Linked DNA regions of Homo sapiens: region 2 is linked to region 1. The links are chromatin loops, found by intact Hi-C in ENCODE. Cell type or tissue: transverse colon. All regions are shown on one strand. Each heading gives the region's core, and the rest is flanking DNA. Links, peaks and the distances in the headings are about the cores only.

What was found. Peaks named below come from ENCODE experiments on the same cell type or tissue, not always from the same donor. Only the 100,000 strongest peaks of a DNase experiment are listed, where the experiment ranks them.
Region 2: it touches region 1 in a loop (6-fold over the local background); 1 of 110 quality-filtered maps calls a loop at or near these places.

Annotation. Positions count from the first base shown.
Region 1 is chr9:135,099,969-135,104,344 of GRCh38, forward strand. The region is part of intron 4 of OLFM1 (olfactomedin 1); the gene reads left to right. Among named protein-coding and RNA genes, the nearest start is that of OLFM1, 14 kb to the left of the region's middle. In transverse colon, for the core only: no CTCF peak of the experiment used is centred there; no DNase peak of the experiment used is centred there.
Region 2 is chr9:135,476,385-135,480,691 of GRCh38, forward strand. PPP1R26 (protein phosphatase 1 regulatory subunit 26) reads left to right here and starts at 3,398. Exons shown (of 4, transcript NM_014811.5): 1 at 3,398-3,638. RefSeq lists silencers at 3,920-3,979, 3,990-4,039. In transverse colon, for the core only: no CTCF peak of the experiment used is centred there; DNase peaks (open chromatin) are centred at 2,717 and 4,069; H3K4me3 peaks cover 1,782 bases; H3K27ac peaks cover 1,904 bases.

The DNA.
Region 1 (4,376 bases), core at 134-4,133:
TGTCTTCGGCTTGCTACCCATCGTGACCTTGAGTGACCTCACCATTGCCCCTCTCTCCAGGACCTCCAAACACTCCCACTTATGGGGTCTCCCTCGGCCTCCGAAGAATCCAGTGGTGGGGTCTTTTTGTTGTTGTTATGTATTTCCCCATGAGCAGTGTCTTCCCTCCCTGGAATAGACAGGGCACATCATGGAGAAACCCAGAGAAAACCTCCACATTTTCCAATCAAGGAATCAAGGGAGCAAAGTGAGGATTTGGAGTAAAAAGTTGCAAATAGTGAGAAGCCAAGGGCCTTTCTGAGGGGGCACCACCCCTCCCGGATGAGCTGGCCTTCCCATCTGTGCTTGGCCTATTTTTAGTAGCTGGGTGAGTTTACCTTGCAGCTTAAAATCTTGGGTCTTGTGAAAGAGATCACATGGCCGTCCTTGGGCTGCTAACACCATTGATTTGGGAGTAAAGAGAGAGGGTTAACAGGCCTCCAGAGGCCCTCTTTCTCCCACCTTTGGAGTGCAGCTGCCTGGTTTCACCTCTGCGTTTAATTCTTTCTTTGGAAGGGCTGCGACACGTAGGCGGAGCTGCTGAATCAGAGCGTCTGCAGGTGGGGCCCTGGCATCTGCCCGTAGCCAGCACCCAGCTAATCTTGACACACAGCAAACTGAGCTCCCCCGTTAGAGGAGGCAGTTTTGTAAGGTAGTAAATGCCACTCGATAGCTGTGCGACTCCCCCAAGGCATTTCCCCTCTCGAGTTTCAGCTGCCTCCTCCTCTGTAAAATGGTGCAGGGAGTCCCTGAGCTCTGGGGTAATTCATGGAATGGTAATTCATGGAAGTCCTTCAGATCCTGAGCTCAGCACTGTGCCCAGCAGAGGAGGTGCTGGTAGGCAGGTAGGTCGATGGATAGAGAGGTGATGACAGCTGACTGATAACTGGATAGGTAGTTAGATAGATAAATGATTGATTGATTGATTGATTGATTGATAGATGATTGACACATAGATAGAGTTAGCAGCTGCTGACCTTCCTCCTCCCTCTTCCCAGGCTTTCATTCAAGCTCAGTAACTTAAGCACCAAATTAATATCCTGCAGCTGCTTAATTTAGCTTCATTTTAGCCTTGCAAATAGGTACCCATCTCAGGACCACCCTGGCAGCCTGTTCCCTTGCTGGGAGGTTGCTGAGGAGCCCGGCCTTCTGCAAGGTGGAGCCGGCACCCGCTGCCGGCCGTCCTGGGTGGTGAGGGCTTCTGTGAGACGTGGCCTCCAGTAGTGGGCAGTTTCCTCCCCTGTCCCGGACCCCGCAGTTTCTTGGTGTGCCTGCTGTTCCTGCTGGTGTGAAGTGTGACTGCAGGTTCCATGGTCTAGTGAACAGGGTCCGGGTTCCCTTCCTGCAGTAAGCCTGGAGGAGAGGCTCTCCCAAAGTCTTCCTGATAGTTCTCTCCTTGCTGCTACCTTCTTCAAGTCACTGTTGCTGACAAGCCCAGAACATACTCAGAAACAGAGAAAACAAGGACCAGGGCTCCATCAGTTTTCAGTTTCCAATTCTGAAGATCCCTCTTTTGATGGCATTATATGATTTTCCTAATGGCCCAGCCAGAAACTTGAATCTGAACCTCTCCTCTCGGGCATCCTCTGGAAAGGAGGCAGTTTGCCGGTTCCCCTGGAGCAAGTCTTGTTGCCAGGCAAGGGGAGAGTCAGTGCTGCCCCGTGCCCCTGGCCTCGTCCCCTGAGCTGGGCGTGGGGCCCTCTCTCCAGGGGAGCCTGCAGAGTCAGATGCCCCAGCAGCAAAGCTGAGCGAAGCCAGAAGCGTGAGGGTCAGTGCACGATGCTGCTCTACCCATGGAGCTCCCGGGGCGTGGCATGTGCCTGTCAGCTTCAGGCCTCCGTGGTCCTCTCTATAAATGAGGGGTGAGGGGGCCAGCTGATTTGAAGGGCTCCTCCCAGATATACCATCCTGGCACTCTGGTGCTAAAGGCTTCCTTAGTTTCTTTTTTTTCCCAAAGCCTGGGAAGCCCCCAGACACCCATAAGCACAGACAGAGCCTGGGCTTCAGGGTCAGTCGGGTCTTTTTGTTTCACTGGAACGCGTCTTAACAAAGCCCGCTGGCTCCAGCTTCAGAGTCCCCTGTCAGCCGCTGGGAGCTGGGCCTGCCTGGGTATCTAGGTTGATGCAAGTCCAGTTGCAGGCCCCCGTCCCAGCTCGGGATGGCAGGGCATAGTGCTTGGCTCTGGCACCATGCCCTACACTCTGTCCTGGGGGAGACAAACCTGAAGCCTCCCTCTTGTTCCCTGACCCTGAGATGTGAGAAAGGGTCAGCCAGGCAGAGAGAGGGTCTGTCTTCTCCTGCCCCCGGCCCTGAGTGGAGCTAGACAGTGAGCCACTGTCACCAGCACACATGGTGCGTTCAAGGATAGAGAGTTAAGCCCTTGCCAGTGGATTCTGAAGGAAAACCCACTAGAGTGACAGGGGAGGAAATAAACCAAAATCTAAAAAGCCGCTCAGAAGCACTGACTGAGTGGGGCCCGGGCGGCCAGGGCTTCTCCCAGGAAGTTCTCCAGATGACAGGCGGTGAGAGTCTCCTGGAGGCCCGCCCTTCCTGCCATGCGAGGAAGAGGGTCTGCCGTGACCCTTTCCTCAGTGGCCGCCCCAGCCCAGGCCCTGGGTCTGATCTCGAGGCCTGGCGGGGATGCAGCATGGTTCTCAGCTTCTTTCATCTGCATTTTGGACATCGGTTTGTCCAAGTTCCCAGCTTTGCAGACTTCTTCCAGCTTAAGTCTTCCCGGATTGCAGGAGGTAAAAGCTGTGACCAAGGGAGATAGGCTCAGAGGACAGGCAGCAGGACAGGAACCCCATCTGCCTGCTTCAGGGCACTCAGCCCTCCTGGTCTGTCTCCTTTGTTGCCCAGAGACCCCTCTGTCTCTGGCCTGAGGTCCTCAGTGGGCATCTCCCCGGGCCTGTTCTATGAGATCGTCCATGCTGCTGCGTAGAAGTGGCCTCCTCTTGTGAATAGCAAGAGGCAGATTGTCTCATCCGCAGGGGCATCAGCTTGTCCAGGCTCCCGGCCTTGCACAGCGCTCTGCCCTCTGAGCCCGTCTGGGGCCGTCGGGGGGCCTCTGCCCCTCCAGCTGAGCATGCTGGCCCTCCAAGCCCAGGCCTTCCTAGGAGAGAGAGCCCGTTTGGGCCATTTCCTGAGCCTCCAACAGTGCAGGAAGCCCGGCCAGCCCTCTCCTGCCTCTCCCCTCCTCTTCCCTCCTTGTGTGTGCATCCTGAGTGCTCGTGACTGGAGAGGGACGCTTTCCTGAACTGCATGTGCCAAGATTCCACTGAGGCTCTGCCATGGGCTTTTTTGGATCCTGTCAGTTCCTGAGGTCTTGGCAGAAGCAGTCTGGATGGAGAACCAAAAATAACTCCCTGACTCAAGGAGGGCAGGTGGCCTCCAGCCCCAAGGGCCCTGGGAGCTGTGCCTACAGCCAGCAGTTGGAAGATCAGGGTGCAGAGCCAGCCTCACCCTTCCCTGCCCTTGCTAAGCCAGGATTTTAAGGCTCATTTCAAGGGGTCACTTTTGCATTTAAAAGAGGGAGCTGGAGAGGGTGATGCTCAGCTCTGAGCCAGTGGGGCCCATGCAGGAGGGAAGAGGGAGCCCTTGGCCCACGGCAGGGTGGGCCTGGGGCAGAGCCGCCCTCTGGAGAGCAGAACTGCAAGGTCCAGGGTGGGCGGGATGAAGTGGGAGGGGTGAAGACCACGTCCACTTGGGCTCGCCTTTTCTGCACATCCTCAGGCTGAATCCCCAGTGATGCCTCCTGACCTCTGTGGAGCTCTGACTCTGTGGCAGGTGCTGTCCCAAAAGCTCTCTGGTGGTCCCTGCCCTAATTCTCACAGCAGCCTTCCGAGGGGGCACTGTTGTTATTAGCCCATCTATAGAGAAGGAGAGGGAGTACACAGCAGCCCCCAGGGAAGAGGGTCACCCTCCCTCCTTCACTGAGACAGAGAGTGAAGCCTTCGACTTGGGAGGCTTTTCTGAGCAATGAGTCATTCGTTCATTCATTAATTCATTCCATACAAATCCCCAGGCTGAGTTTTGGAGGAAACAGGGTGAGTGCAGGAAGCTTCTTCCCTGGGGCAGTAAGACCCAGACATTCCTTGGCAGCCCCATGAGATGTACGGTGGGAAGCTGGCTCCGGCTGCAGTGAGGACAGGCAGACCAGGCAAAGTGAAGGAAGGGCACGTCTTTAGGGCAGAGGTGTCAGTTTGGGGCAAGCCAGTGAAGGTGGGTGGGAAGGTGGGGCTGGGGCCGGCACACCAGGTGGAGGGACAGCTGGAGCAAAGCTGCGTGAACCAGCAGGGCGGGGCTCTGGCCAGGCGGCGGAGAGGAGCCCAGCACTG
Region 2 (4,307 bases), core at 308-4,307, 380 kb after region 1:
CGGCCTCCCAAAGTGCTGGGTTTACAGGCATGAGCCACTGAGCCCAGCCCTTGAGTTTTCTTTAATTATGACAATGTAACTAATTCTGTAAAGGAAAAGAGCAACAGAGGAACTGCTGGCTTTTCTTTATGAGCTCAGACTTTGGTCCCCAGCAGGCCCTCAGCCATCTCTCCCAGGCGGTCTCTCCACTCCACATGGAGAGTGACCTTCATGTGGTCCCACTGGACTCTTTGTGCCCTTCACAGAAGGCCAAGCAGAGGCCCAGAGGGGAGCAACAGCCACATAGGGACCCAAGAGCCCACCAGAGCCCCTCAGGTGAGACGTGCAGCCCACTGCACCTGTCCCTGCTGCCACCGCCCATCCACCCATGGACAGCAGAGCCCCGGGCTGGGCAGAAAGATGCCAGGAGTCCTCACTTCCTCCATGGCGGATAATGAAGGTGACCCTGCGTGCTGATCCCCGGAGGCACAGACTGCACAGTGAGGAGCCTGACTAGGGGGTCCCAAGGCCAAGGCCAGAGCCTCTCACAACAGGAGAGTCTGACAATGACAGACGCCCCTCCTGTTCCTCCAATGAAGGCCTCACAAGGCACTGTTGAGGCCTCCTAAGAATTTAATAAAAAAAAAAAAAAAAGCACCAACCAACCAATCTCTGAACATCGGTAGCTTCAAAAAAGGAGTACAAGTGTTCCCTGTTTTGAGAAACTATTATTACGTGCCACACACTCTGGCCCAGGAATTCCCCAAGAGCCCCAGGTCACACCCCTCCATGCCCTCCACTGTTCTCTTACTTTGGAATGCAGGGATTAAACTGGTGAATGATTATGAAATCTTAGAGTGGTAAAAGCTATTCCAGGCCTTACCCCAAAGCCAGAAACCACAAAAGAAAACTTGATTGATTTAGCTACAGAAGAACTTCAAACTTGTGTGTAGTAAAAAAATAAAAAGGCAGGACACAGTAGCTCCCATCTGTAATCCCAGCACTTTGGGAAGCCAAGGAGGGTGGATCACTCAAGCCAGGAGTTCAAGACCAGCCTGGGGAACATGGCAAAACCCCATCTCTACAAAAACATACAAAAACTAGCCAGGCGTGGTGACGTGCACCTGTAGTCCCAGCTACTGGGGAGGCTGAGGTGGGAGGATAACCTGAGCCGGGGGAGGTTGAGGCTGCAGTGCCATGATCACGCCACTACACTCCAGCCTGGGTGTACACAGAGTAAGACCCTGTCTCAAAAAAAAAAAAAAAAAAAAAAAAAGGTTGAACAAACAAAAAACCAAAATCCAAAGTCAAAAGAAAAATGACAGAAAAATAAATGCAATGTACAAGAGTATATTGTACTACTGTACAATATTCTGTGTTATTGTACTGTTGTACAATACACTTTTTTTCTGAGACAGAGTCTCGCTCTGTCACCCAGGCTGGAGTGCTGTGGCACCGTCTCGGTTCACTGCAACCTCCACCTCCTGGGTTCAAGCAATTCTCCTGCCTCAGCCTCCCGATTATCTGGGATTACAGGCACCCGCTACCACACCCGGTTAATTTTTGTATTTTTTAGTAGAGACGAGGTTTCATCATGTTAGCCAGGCTGGTCTCAAACTCCTGACTTCAGGTGATCTGCCCAACTTGGCCTCCCAAAGTGCTGGGATTACAGGGGTGAGCCGCCGCGCCCGACCATACATTGCATTTACGCTCTTGTACAGAGTAGCATACAGCACAGAGAAGAGCTAAATTCCTTACGGTAACAAGCTCTTAGAATCCCTAAGAAAAAGACACACAGCCCAACAGAAAAATAAAAAATGGGCAAAGAACACAGACAGGCAATATTCCAAATGGCCAATAATAAAATGAAAAGATGTTCAACATCACCAGCAGTCAAAGAAATTAGGATTCAAGTGATGAAAAGGGCTGTTTCGCCTATCAGACTGCCAAAGACATAACGCAATGACATATCTCAGGGCTGGCAAGAGGACAGGCAAGCGGGCATGCCCGCTCACCAGTGGGTGGACGGCAGGCTGGCCCCGCATTTCTGGAGGGCATTTTGGCAAAATGCAGCATAGTCTTTGGCCCGCCGGCCTCTTCTAGGGATTTGCCCGCAGGAAATGCTCAGAGCCGCTCTAAGGAGGCATCATGAAAGCTGTTCACCACAGCACTGTTTTAAAAACTGTGAAGCAGCATGCCAAAACCTTAACAGCCCATGTCTCTGGGAAGTCACCTTATTAATTAGATCATCTCCCCAAAGTTTGGTAATGAAAGAGTATTATTTCATGAGAAAAAAAAAATTGCTTTTTGAAAAAATTCACGAAGGCATTAAAACAATTCTTTAATGGGTTTCCTGACCCAAAACTGGCCCTCCAGCTTCCCAGGCTGGCATGACTAGAAGCACCCCTCCAAGGCAAGTCTCTGATTTTGATCCTATCAAATCTCTGACACTTTCTAGACAGGAACCGAACCCACAAATTCATCTCCCAGACACGTGTGGATCAGGGCCCAGGGGGCTTACAGAAGCAGCGCGGTGCCCCTGCGCACCATCTGCCCCTTCCACGAGTGGGCGCTGAGGGAGGATCCAGTCGGGTCTGCCCGTTCCCCGCCGCCCGGGGATGCTGAGCACACCCGGGCCACCGCCAGCCTCGGGCACACACCCTGGACCTTTTATAAAACAAAACTGGGAAGACTTTCAAGGTCACATGGTCAGTGCACAGCAGAAGCAGAAACAGCAGCGGCCTCAAGGTCCGGGGCAGTTCCTAGAAACTGTTCCCTCCCCCGAACCTGGCGGCAGGTGTGCTCGAGGAGCCGCCGCCCCGGGCAGGTCGTGCGTCCACTCCCCGCCGCAAGCTCGGGTGGGGCAGCCGCGGGGACACGCGGGGGCCGCCCCCGACCCCGGCCCAAGGCTGTGGGGCTGGAGGGGCGGGCGGGCCGGTCTCAGCCCGGAGCCCCGCGTGAACTTCGGGGAGGAACTCGGTTGGCGCCGGGGCCCCGCACGCTCCCTTCCCGCGGCTCCGAGCGCTTTCCCACGGCCACGCCCCCCGCGCCCAGAACTTCCCGGCGACCCCGCGCCCCCTGCGCGCCCCCCGGAGGTGGCCGCGGTACGGGAGGCGGGCAGCACGGGGCTCGGCCCGGCCCAAGCGCCTTCGCCCCGCACCCCGCGGAGGGGGCCGCGTCCGAACCGGGCGGGGCGGGGCGGGGGCGTCCCCGGGGCGCGGGCGCGGCGGCAGGTGGGCGCGCTCTCGCGGGCGGGGGTCCGGCCGGGCCGCGCGCCTCCCCCGGAACTCGGCCGTGCCATTCCCATGATGCCCAGCCACGGGCACGGCTTCCGGAGTGCGGCCGCCGCCGCCACCGTCCGGTAGGTCGCGGGGAGGGGGCGGCTTGGGGGGGTCGCCCCGCCCCCCGCCCCGCCCCTCCCCTCCCGCGCTTCCCACGGCGCGGCCCGGGCGCGGGGCGGCGGCAGCGGCGGCGCGCGGGGAGGCGGGGAGGCGGGGGGCCCGGCCGGACGCCCCTGCGCCCCCTCCCCGCGCCCCGGCCGAGGGCGGAGCGCGCTGGCCCTGCAGCCTCCGGCCCGCCCCCGGCCCGCCGCCTCCCCCGGGACGTGGGACGCGGGCGCAGGCGGGGTCCGCGCGGCGGGCGGCGGGGGACGGGCGGAGGTGAGCGGGTGCAGGGCCGGGGCCGGGGGGCTCGGGGGCTGGGAAGCTGGGGGGTCGGGGACAGGAGGGCCAGCCAGGCCGGGGCCGGCGCGCCGTGCAGGCCGCGGCGGGCGGGCGGCGGGGGCTCCCCGAGGCAGGCGGACGGGGATCGGCGCCGGGGCTGCTCCGTTCCCCGGGCGGGGATCCTGTCTCTGGCCTCCGTGCGACTCTCGGCCCGCGCGCCCCGCGCTCCTGGAGCCCCAGGTGAGGCGCAGGTGAGGGCCCGCGGTGGGGAGCTTTGGCCCGGCCCGGGGCGGCCGCTGCCCTCCGAGAATGGCCGCGGCCCGGCCGGCCTGGAGACTGCGGTTCACGCCCTGCGCCAGGCGGAGCTTCCGGGAGGGTGGCCGCTCTCCCGGGCCCCAAGCTCGCTAGTCCTCGGATCCCAGAAACATAACTCCGGGGGTGCAGACCTGCTTGGAGGCCCGGCCTCTTCCCTGGGAGGCGTTCACTCCCGCCGGGCCGAGGACCAGGTCGCCGATCCCAGCGGCTAGGGTGAGCGCGCCCTCGGGGAGGGGAGCTCCCTTGGGGGACCCTGCCCAGCCCGCAGGCCGTGAGTAGCCCAAGCTTGGGAGTCAGGGGAGGTCGGGCCGGGGCAGCCGGGAGGGGCTCACCTTGCCTTCAGTTCCCAAG